Linked DNA regions of Homo sapiens: region 2 is linked to region 1. A link is a contact called in ENCODE Hi-C or POLR2A ChIA-PET data. All regions are on one chromosome and are shown on one strand. The core of a region is the stretch at or near the end of the contact, and the rest is flanking DNA. Distances in the headings are between cores, read along the strand shown.

Region 1 (4,891 bases), core at 907-3,406:
GGGGGTGGATATCCTACAGAAAGGATCTGAGAGAGTTCTGTAGGAGCTGAGAGTGACCCTGGAGGACAGCCAACAAAAGAATGGGGACCTCAGACCTACAACTGAGAGGAACCAGATCATGCAAACAACCTGAATGGATTTGGAATTGGGTATTCCCCCAGAGCCTTCAGACAGGAACTTGAACCAGCCTATACCTTGCCTTTTGCCTCGGACATCCTGAGCAAAGTATGCAGCAGCCATGCCAAGTTGGACTTGTGATCTACAGAACAGTGAAGTAATAGATGGGTGTTGTTTTAAGTCACTAAGTTTGTGATAATTTGTTACATAACAATAGAAAACTAATATACCTCCGACCTTTCCAACCCCCCAATAAAACTACTGGGGATTTACCAGGCCCAGGCAGTTAATCGCTACACCAGTTCCATTAGGGAGGTATTTTTATTATCACCATTTCACAGACCAGGAAACTGAAGCTCAGAGAGATTAATACTTTTCCTAAGGTTATAGAGCTAGTACGTGGTGCTGAAATTTTTACTTGGCTGTTCTGACTCCAGATTTGCACTCTATGGGTTCTCATTGTCTTTAAGATAAATCCAAATACATAAGCATGGAATTAAAGGCCCTTCCTGATCCCATTCCTGTTCAATTATCCAACTTCAGTTTTAGGCACTCCTCTCAAATTCCTGACAGCCCCCATAACTAACATGCTCTTGATTCCTGACTGCACTACAATCCCTTCTAGAATGCTGCTTGTCCCTCCCCTCCATCTGCTTTCCTTTTGGCAGACTCTAATGGTCCTTTGGGTCTTGTCTAACACACCTCTTCTAGGGAAAGCCTTCCTTGCCCCTCCAAGATGGGTTGGATGCCACTCCAGGGTCCCCCAGAACCTCATGCTCTCCCTTATCAGAGGACACAGGACATTGTGTTGGGAATGTTTACTTGGCTGTGCCCTCCCACTAGACTGTGAACTCTTTGCAAGCCAGAACTGGCGATTAGTTCATTGTCAAATCCCTAGCGTAGGACCTGGAGCAGAGAGGTACTCAATAAATATTTGCTGAGTGAATCATTGAATGAACAAAAGTGCTTTAGCCAAGAGGCAATGGGGAGCCATCTAAGGTCTTGAAGAAAGGGAGTGAGCTTATTATTACACCTGTGCTCACAAGGACAAGTTCAGGGCAAACCTTGCACTCAGTGGACCATCCTCATCAGCAGTTAAGGATGAAACAAGTTCATTTGCATTGTGGCCTTGGGTTTCTTGCACTGTAAAGCTTGGCTGTTATCTCTTCTGGACCACATCTGAATATTAGAAAATGCCAGAAGCCTTCACAGTTTCCCCTTATGGAGGTGGAAAGCATAAAAATAGCTTGTGACTTGGGTCTGGGCCCTGAACTCCCACTAGAATGAGGAGCCCCTCTCCCAAAAAGGCTGTGGGAAGCTGAGGTGAAGGTGACGTGGAGACCCACTTACGTGACACTACAGGGAACGGGCAGCCGCCTCTGAAGGTCTGTCCCCCTCCAGCCCATACCGTTCCATGCCTGCACTTGCTCCCGGAGCACATTGCCGAATCTTGTTCTCCTTAGATATGCAAATATTGCTTCCTGTCGAGAAGGACTGGGAGGCCTTCCGCTTTAGAGGCAGCGCTTATAGCGCTAGCTGGTCGTGGAATGCGATTACAGCGTCTCCATTGGAGACCGCTGAGTGCCTCGGTTTCCCTGTCTGTGCAAAGTGCACTCCCCAGACGCCGCTGCCTCGAGGGACCAGGAAATGCGTCTGGGGGCGCCAGGAAAGATGAGAAGATAAAGTCACGATGCGTCCAGCTAGCTATAGACACAAGCAGAGGAGCCAGTAGGCCAAAGGAGACGCACAGCTGATCCGTGCCGAGGCGCGGGCTCCACTCCCTGAAGTGGAGGGACCCTTGAATCTTTCCTTGCGTAGGCGCGCGGCAGAGCAGCGATTTGGCGAAAAGGGCCGAGACTCAGGATGCCTGCAATGCGAGCGAGGGGCGGACAGGGCGCACGGGGCGCGGCAAGGCTGCGAGGGGCGGGCCTGGGCCCTGAGCCTCCTGCACTTCCAGCCACAGCTCTGGGCCTTGGGGGCGGGAAGGGGTGGAGCCACGTGGGGAGGAGCAAAACCCGGAGGTCCCGGGCACCTTGGGCAGAGCCAGAGCGGCGGGAGCCGGTCCTGGGCGCGTTGCCCCGGGAGCGCCCGTCGTCCGGGCAGAGCGCAGCCGCAACCGCGACCACAGCCGCAGTCGCTTTCCAGCCTGCCTTCGGTGCGCAGCGGGGGAACAGGGCTAGTGCAGCCGCCGGAGGGGGGCACGGGCTCCTCTCCCATCCCAGAGCTACTGGGCTGCCCTTGCTGTCCTCGCCGCCCCAGCAGACCCCGGCCGGACCTGCCACCTGCGCCCTGGTTGCGCCATGGATCCTTCGGAAAAGAAGATATCGGTGTGGATCTGCCAGGAAGAGAAGCTGGTGTCCGGCCTCTCCCGCCGCACCACTTGCTCCGACGTTGTGCGAGTGCTTTTGGAGGACGGCTGCCGGCGGCGACGGAGACAGCGGCGGAGCCGGCGGCTGGGGTCGGCCGGCGACCCGCATGGCCCGGGAGAGCTGCCCGAACCCCCGAACGAGGACGACGAGGACGACGACGAGGCGCTGCCGCAGGGCATGCTGTGCGGGCCCCCGCAGTGCTATTGCATCGTGGAGAAGTGGCGCGGCTTTGAGCGCATCCTCCCCAACAAGACGCGCATCTTGCGCCTCTGGGCTGCCTGGGGCGAAGAGCAAGAGAATGTGCGCTTCGTGCTAGTGCGCAGCGAGGCATCGCTGCCTAACGCCGGCCCCCGCAGCGCCGAGGCGCGCGTAGTGCTGAGCCGAGAGCGCCCCTGTCCGGCCCGCGGGGCCCCGGCGCGGCCCAGCCTGGCCATGACCCAGGAGAAACAGCGGCGAGTGGTGCGCAAGGCCTTTCGCAAACTGGCCAAGCTCAACCGGCGGCGCCAGCAGCAGACACCGTCGTCCTGTTCGTCCACTTCGTCGTCCACTGCCTCGTCCTGCTCTTCGTCGCCGCGGACCCACGAGAGCGCGTCGGTGGAGCGCATGGAGACGCTGGTGCATCTGGTGCTTTCCCAGGACCACACAATTCGCCAGCAGGTGCAGCGGCTCCACGAGCTGGACCGCGAGATCGATCACTACGAGGCCAAGGTGCACCTGGACCGCATGCGGCGTCACGGGGTCAACTACGTGCAGGACACTTACTTGGTTGGGGCAGGCATCGAGCTCGACGGGTCCAGACCGGGAGAGGAGCCAGAAGAGGTGGCGGCGGAGGCGGAGGAGGCGGCGGCGGCGCCCCCTCTAGCCGGCGAGGCGCAGGCGGCGGCGCTGGAGGAGCTGGCCCGGCGCTGCGACGACTTGCTGCGGCTTCAGGAGCAACGGGTTCAGCAGGAGGAGTTGCTGGAGCGCCTTTCAGCCGAGATTCAGGAGGAACTCAACCAGAGGTGGATGCGACGGCGCCAGGAGGAGCTGGCGGCGCGGGAGGAGCCCCTGGAGCCCGACGGTGGCCCCGACGGCGAGCTGCTGCTGGAGCAGGAACGGGTCAGGACGCAGCTCAGTACCAGCCTTTACATTGGGCTGCGGCTCAACACGGACCTAGAGGCCGTCAAGTCGGACTTGGATTACAGCCAGCAGCAATGGGACAGCAAGAAGCGCGAGCTACAGGGCCTTCTGCAAACTTTGCACACTTTGGAGCTGACGGTGGCACCGGATGGGGCTCCTGGCTCTGGCAGTCCCTCGCGGGAACCTGGGCCTCAAGCCTGCGCCGACATGTGGGTGGACCAGGCCCGTGGACTGGCCAAGAGCGGTCCTGGCAACGACGAAGACTCGGATACGGGACTGAGCTCTATGCATAGCCAAGACTCGGACTCCTTGCCCATGTGCGAATCCCTTGTGTAGGGGTGGGGGGCGGGGGGCGGGGGGCGGGAACAGGGGGATTCTTTTTTCTTGCAGAATGCAGTGGGCCAGCCGGCTCGCGGACTTGAAACCAGGCTGTTGCGAGCCCAGAGCTCCGGCTGGGCAGCAGCGCTCTGCGCAGCCTCGCGCTCATCTGGCTCCGGGGTGAGTGCAGAGCAGGGTGAGGGTAGAAGAAGTAGGATCCTCAATACAAGCTCATTAAAGAGAGGGAAGGAGGGAGGAGGCAAGAACCCCCTATACTGGAAAACAAACAACCCAAGGAAATTGACGTGGTCCGAGCCCATTTTCAAAGTAAGGAAGTATAATGGAGATTTCGCTACTCTTCTGTATGGGAAGGACTGATGGCAGCTAGAACTTTAGTTTGTGGTATGAAGTGCTTTAAAAGAAACACTTGGATGAAAAGGAAATTCCTTGAATGTTAATTGTGACTGTAAACGTGTTAAAACTAGCCAAAGAGGACGCACTGGTGTCGGTCTCTGCCTTTCTTACCTCTTTGATAAAACCCATAGGCACCAAAATCCTGGCTGTTTACATTTCTGCAGATTTGGGAATTACCCATCTGCTAAATCATTTGTCTTTTATTTTCTTTCAAAGGCTAAACTGTATCGAAGTCTAACCCTGTATTTCCTCCTAGTAAACACAATAGATGTTAAAAGGGAATTCTTTTCCCAAAATAACCTTTTATTATTACAAAAGCCAAACATAATCATTTGAGATATAAAATCCTGGCAAACATAATCGTGGTTAAAATTTAATCTGGGCCCTTTGGGATCTGTCCCTTCAAAGGCAGGTGAGTTGCCCTTTAATTCGTATTGCCACTTCATTGACTCAATCACTGTTATTTCAGAAAAAAATAAAAGGAAGTAGCAGAATTCAAGTTACGCAAAACAAAACTTGCTGTCTAACAAGCACTCTTTGAAAGCAAAGATGTT
Region 2 (4,934 bases), core at 940-3,439, 200 kb after region 1:
GGTATGAAATAGCCTGAATGAAGGTCCCTTGCCCCATCTATCCCTATGCAAGAAATAAATTTATTCCTTGTAGTTAAAGCTTGGGGCTATTTGCTGCCATCGTTAGCCTCTTCTGACTAATTCAGAGACTATGGTTATCTCTGTGTCATTCTGATGTGTGTCTTTCTCCCTGATCTCTTAGTACCATGTCTCCCCACACAGCTATCTGGTGGCCCCAAGTCTCCCATATCTAAGTGAGCCTGACTTTTGGAAGAACCCCAGAATCTCTGCTTACTTCCTTTTTCCTTCTATCCCATTCTAGTAACTAATCAAGCATAAAACCAGAGCGGTTAGGTGAGATGAGAATGGAAGCGCATTCCAGAAGTGTTGGTTAGGCTTCCTGAACTAGAAATTCTACTCATGGGAATTTATCCTGAGGAGATTAATCAACATAAACAAAAAGATGTTCCTCGAAGTATTAAGCACACTAACAAAATAATTAGAACCTGCCTAAATATTCAGTTGTGGGCCGAAAGGTTAGTAAATTATGATCAATTCACTCACCTAAATATTATGAAGTAATTAAATATGACAACTAGAAAGCCTACAAGATGGAAAAATTTATTAACGTATTATTAAGTGTAAAAAGCCAGAATATAAAAATGTGTTTTCACAATAGTAAGCAATATGTAAAATGATGCATGCAGCCTGGCCCTGCTAGGGTAAATTTATTCAGAGAGGCATCCAAATGGTCAGACCAGCAGCCACTCACAAGCACCTGGGCATCTCAGTCTTCAGGGACAGTTCATTGTGGATTGGTTTATAATTATTCCTGGAATTGCATCTACATTGCAGACAGTTTCATTCCAAAGAAGAGCCTGGGCCAGCAACGAGAACTCTGTGGAGTAGTAGCTGTCTGATTCTCTGTCCCAGGAGAAACAATGAAAGGCACCTTGGCACACTCCCACTAATCAGAGGTGGGGAAACACAAAGTCACATCCCCACCTCAGACACAGCTGGAACCCCAACATACTTGGATGGCCTAGGTCTTTACCTCCTAGGCCACGTGGTCAGCTGGAAGTGGCACTGCTCTGCCTCACTTGCAAATGACGAGGCCTCTCCCGCATCAAAAGTGTACTCGCTCGGGAGGCTGAGGTGGGAGGATGGTTTGAGCCCAGGAGGTTAAGGCTGTAGTAAGTTGTGATCACCCCATCCTGAGTGACAGAGAGAGACCCTATCTCTAAAGGACAAAGAATTAAACAAACAAAAACCAAAAAAAAAGTCTAGTAGCTGAGCCATGTCCTCAGGACACACCTAGGAGAAGGAATAAAGGAATCAGTGCGTTTGCAATGGAGACAGCTCCTCCTGGCTGCCTTGGGGTGAGATTCGTATTCTAATGGGTGCAAATCTAGAATTAAGTTCTATGCCTGATGAGAGGGTTGCACAAAAGACCAGAACAAGTGAAATATTTACCCTGTAGCATCGAGGATCATTGGAACATCTTTGCAAGGGATGTAAAAGGTAAGGGTTTGGAGTTTCAGGTGTGACAGGAAGAAAGAAGATGAAGCCCAGGGTAAGAATGCAGGGGAGGAGGGGCCGGGTAGGAGCAGAGACAGCAAACCTGAGGAGCAGGAGGAAAGTAGTGAGCACTGCAAGAATGGGAGGGAGCAGGGGGTGCTTTTAGAAGGAGTGAGTTATGCAGCACAGGGCCAGGCCTGTGGGTGCAGGCGCTTGCTCCTCCAGCCTTGTCCCCCACCCAGATCTGAAGGCTCCGTGCTCTCTCCCGCTTCCCCACCATTTTCTCTGCCCAAGTGCCTTCTGCCTGCTGATTGCCCTTATCTTTTTAGACTTAGCCCAGCTGATACCAGCTCTGTGAAGTGTTTCCCGATATTCCTCTCTCTCCCGACTTCCCTCTCTCCCCGAGTTAAGGACTTCCTGCTCTAGTGTCCCCGCAACGCCATCCACAGACCTCACCACAGCAGCTATCGCATTGCTGTAATTATTTCAAATTCCTCTTCCCCTACTAAACTGTGAACTCCCTGGGCAGGGGCCATGTTCTATTCATCTTTTCACCCCTTGCATGGGGCCTGACAAATAAGAAGTGTTCAAAAAGTCAACTGAATGAATTGAAAAAAAAAAAAACAAAACATTTCCTTGGATTCAGCTGAAAAGGCAATTGCAGTAATTTGAATTGTGCAATTTCCATTGTGTCGCCTTTGAAAAACAGTTTCACTTTTCCTCCTACTACCGATGACTCATTCCTGGGGCAGATAACACACATTTCTGAGGTGCAGAACTTCACTACATCAAATCTTTTGAAAATCTGTTTTTGAGTGTTCTTGTCTAAAGAGAAAAACATGATGAGCTTTCGTAATCCCTCAACTCAGCACTGAGTGATGGAATACTAAAGATGTTTTGGAAACCCTTTGATTACTGCAAAGCATACAAAGAAGAACGGGTGGGTGAATGATAAAAATAAAACGCTAGCATTGGCTACATGCACTGATCGCTTAACAAATGGTAGTTAATGTCAGGCATTTGGCTAAGTGATTAGCCCCATTTTCTCACTCAATACACAGAACACCTTACGAGGTCACCCTGATTGTCCCCACTCAGACAGGGAAATTGAGAATCAGAAAATGTTGGTAAATTTCTGTAAGCGGCAAAACCAGCATTTGAACCCAGACCTGTCTGATTCCAGAATGGTGCTGTTAACAACGAGGCCCCTATTTCTTCTAGACTGAGAAGGCACACACTGAAGTTGGATGCTGATTTTTGACAAGCCAGTGTCTAGGCAGGGACCCCACACAGCACCCCCATCCAGGCATTTCTGGGCAAACATGGTTTCAAATGGGCAAAGTGAAGATGAACATCCGCCCTCACATGAAACCTACATGATAATCAGCTGGCTTCTTCCAACTGCCCCTCTCTGCACCAAGTGCAGCCCTGGTGGCCTTATCTCCTGTCCACCCACACATAAGGGCAAAACAAAACCTTTTCTGCTAGGAGCAAAGATTCTAGCTCACTGCTTAATTACAACTTATTGCTCCTTGTCCCAGCAGTACCATGGCAACAAGTAGCATTGGCACAAGAATCAAAAGGGAGAAGTGTTGCCTAGCAACATAGTAGAAAAAGCTTTAGGATTCTGAAGGCCCGAGTTCTAGTTCTGGTTCTGACTCCCTGGGGCACTGTGGATAAGACCCAACTCCTCTGATCCTCCGTTTTTTGTCATCTGTAAAATGGGGGCAACTCATTCCATACATGTAGGATTGCTGTCAGGATCATTATTTTCGGGAGAGGAAAATTATGCCATGGATTAAGGCAGAAAGGGGAAAATGTGAAAGACTTACTAGGCCATGACATACTTTAGCCACTCCATGAAGAGTATACATTGGTAAAGCCTTTTTGGAGGTCATTAAGTAATAGCAGTCAATATTTAAATGTAGGTACCCTTTAACTCAGCAACTTCCTCTCTAGACATTGGTTCACGAAGATACACATAGGAGGTGAAAAACTGGAAACTACCTAAACGGTCTATTAAAGAGGGACTATAATAGATCAACACAATAGAACACTACAGAAGTTTTAAAAAATGAAGGAGCTTTTCTTTACTGACACGGAGAGACTTCTAACATACAATGTTTAGTGAAATGAAGGCAAGTCACAGACACACACACACACACACACACACACACACTCATCCATTCACAAATATACACAGGAAAATGCATGTCAGAAAGCCTGGAAGGACCTATGAGAAAATGTTAACAGTGGTTACCAAATTACTTCTCACTACTCCCCAAATAGGCTGTTTCCCCGCTACTTTTGCAAATGCCATTCCACCTCCCTAAAACGCCAGTCCTCCTTTCCACCTTCTGAACCCCAGCCCATCCCTCAGAGAGTAGGTAAGCAGCATCTCCTCTCCAAAGCTCTGCTGGTTCCCATCAGTGGACTTTACATCTCCCTCTGTGTCTGTATTGTCCCTATCATAACATTGAATTTTAATTATTTGTTTATGTATCTACACTCCCCCTTCCCAGTAGTCTATGAGCTCCTTGGGGAGCAGAATCACGTCTCATTCATCTTTGTTCCAGCAGGGCCTACCCAAGGCCATTAGTGCATTGAATGGAAACAAGAGGTTAAAACATGGTCAGAAATGAGAACAGCATGTGGAAGCTGTGAGCCCCAGTTTTTTCCAAAGCACCCTCCCAGACCATGCTTTCACGTATATTCATAGCTCAGAAGGTGTGCTCCAAGGACAAGAGGAGGAGAAAGTCAGTTTACCTTGATTATCTCTGTAAAGAACAACAACAAAAAAAAGAAAACAAGAAAGTCAGAAAGCCATGGATAAGGAGTGAGCTGGGTAAAAATTGCTTGAAGCAAACAAACAAACAAAATCCCAAGAGGTGTGTATGCATGTCAGCAAGTCATCCACAATCTGGGCAGCAGGTGGCACAAGTAACCTAGATTTCTTAGGCCACTGCAGAAGGAAGCCGCAGAGGTAAGGATTTGGAGAAACTGGGAAGCTGGGAGCATCATCCCAAGCCACTCTTTTGCCTGCCTGATTGCAGTACAAGACATAAAGGCAGTCCTGTGAGGATTTCAAGTCCTAGACATCTGCCTTTCCAACCACCATCCTTCACCCTCTTAGTCCATCCTCCACCCTCTTCAGTCCATCCTTACTATGGCCAATTTTGTTATTTGCCAACCTGCCTTCCTTTTTGAGGAAAATGAGCATTTCCATTCATATCAGTGGCAGTGAATATTCATAAGACCTCTTCGAAGGGAAATGTAGCAGGGCTGATCAAAAGAACACTTACCCTGGAGGAGACAGATAATAATTCCTTAACAGATCTAACTGCAATCATGGATTGGATGTTCATCATTATTTGATTTTCCTCTTCTGGGGCAATGGATTCATAAATTATTTTAAGGGTATATGAGCAGATAAACAA

What was found. A loop is a pair of places that touch in the nucleus more often than their neighbours do. ChIA-PET counts read pairs that join two places held with the same protein, here RNA polymerase II (POLR2A).
Region 2: a map with no recorded cell type shows a loop between it and region 1 (2.4-fold over the local background). The contact joins the enhancer-like site here to the promoter of RASSF10 in region 1. A Hi-C loop is called at or near these places in 2 of 37 single-sample maps with no recorded cell type. POLR2A ChIA-PET finds 5 or more read pairs at or near these places in 2 of 52 experiments (A549 and endothelial cell of umbilical vein).

Annotation. Positions count from the first base shown.
Region 1 is chr11:13,007,160-13,012,050 of GRCh38, forward strand. It overlaps RASSF10 (Ras association domain family member 10), which reads left to right and starts at 2,157. Exons shown (of 1, transcript NM_001080521.3): 1 at 2,157-4,891. The coding sequence starts at 2,418. The coding sequence ends at 3,941. RASSF10-DT (RASSF10 divergent transcript) reads right to left here and starts at 1,957. Exons shown (of 4, transcript NR_187419.1): 1 at 1,468-1,957.
Region 2 is chr11:13,206,107-13,211,040 of GRCh38, forward strand. No RefSeq gene overlaps it. Among named protein-coding and RNA genes, the nearest start is that of BMAL1, 69 kb to the right of the region's middle. RefSeq lists an enhancer at 1,142-1,699. Within about 2 kb of position 2,190, at least 16 of the 41 ENCODE cell types and tissues checked have a DNase peak (open chromatin) inside an H3K27ac peak, as active enhancers do; they include endothelial cell of umbilical vein, where a contact is called at or near this core.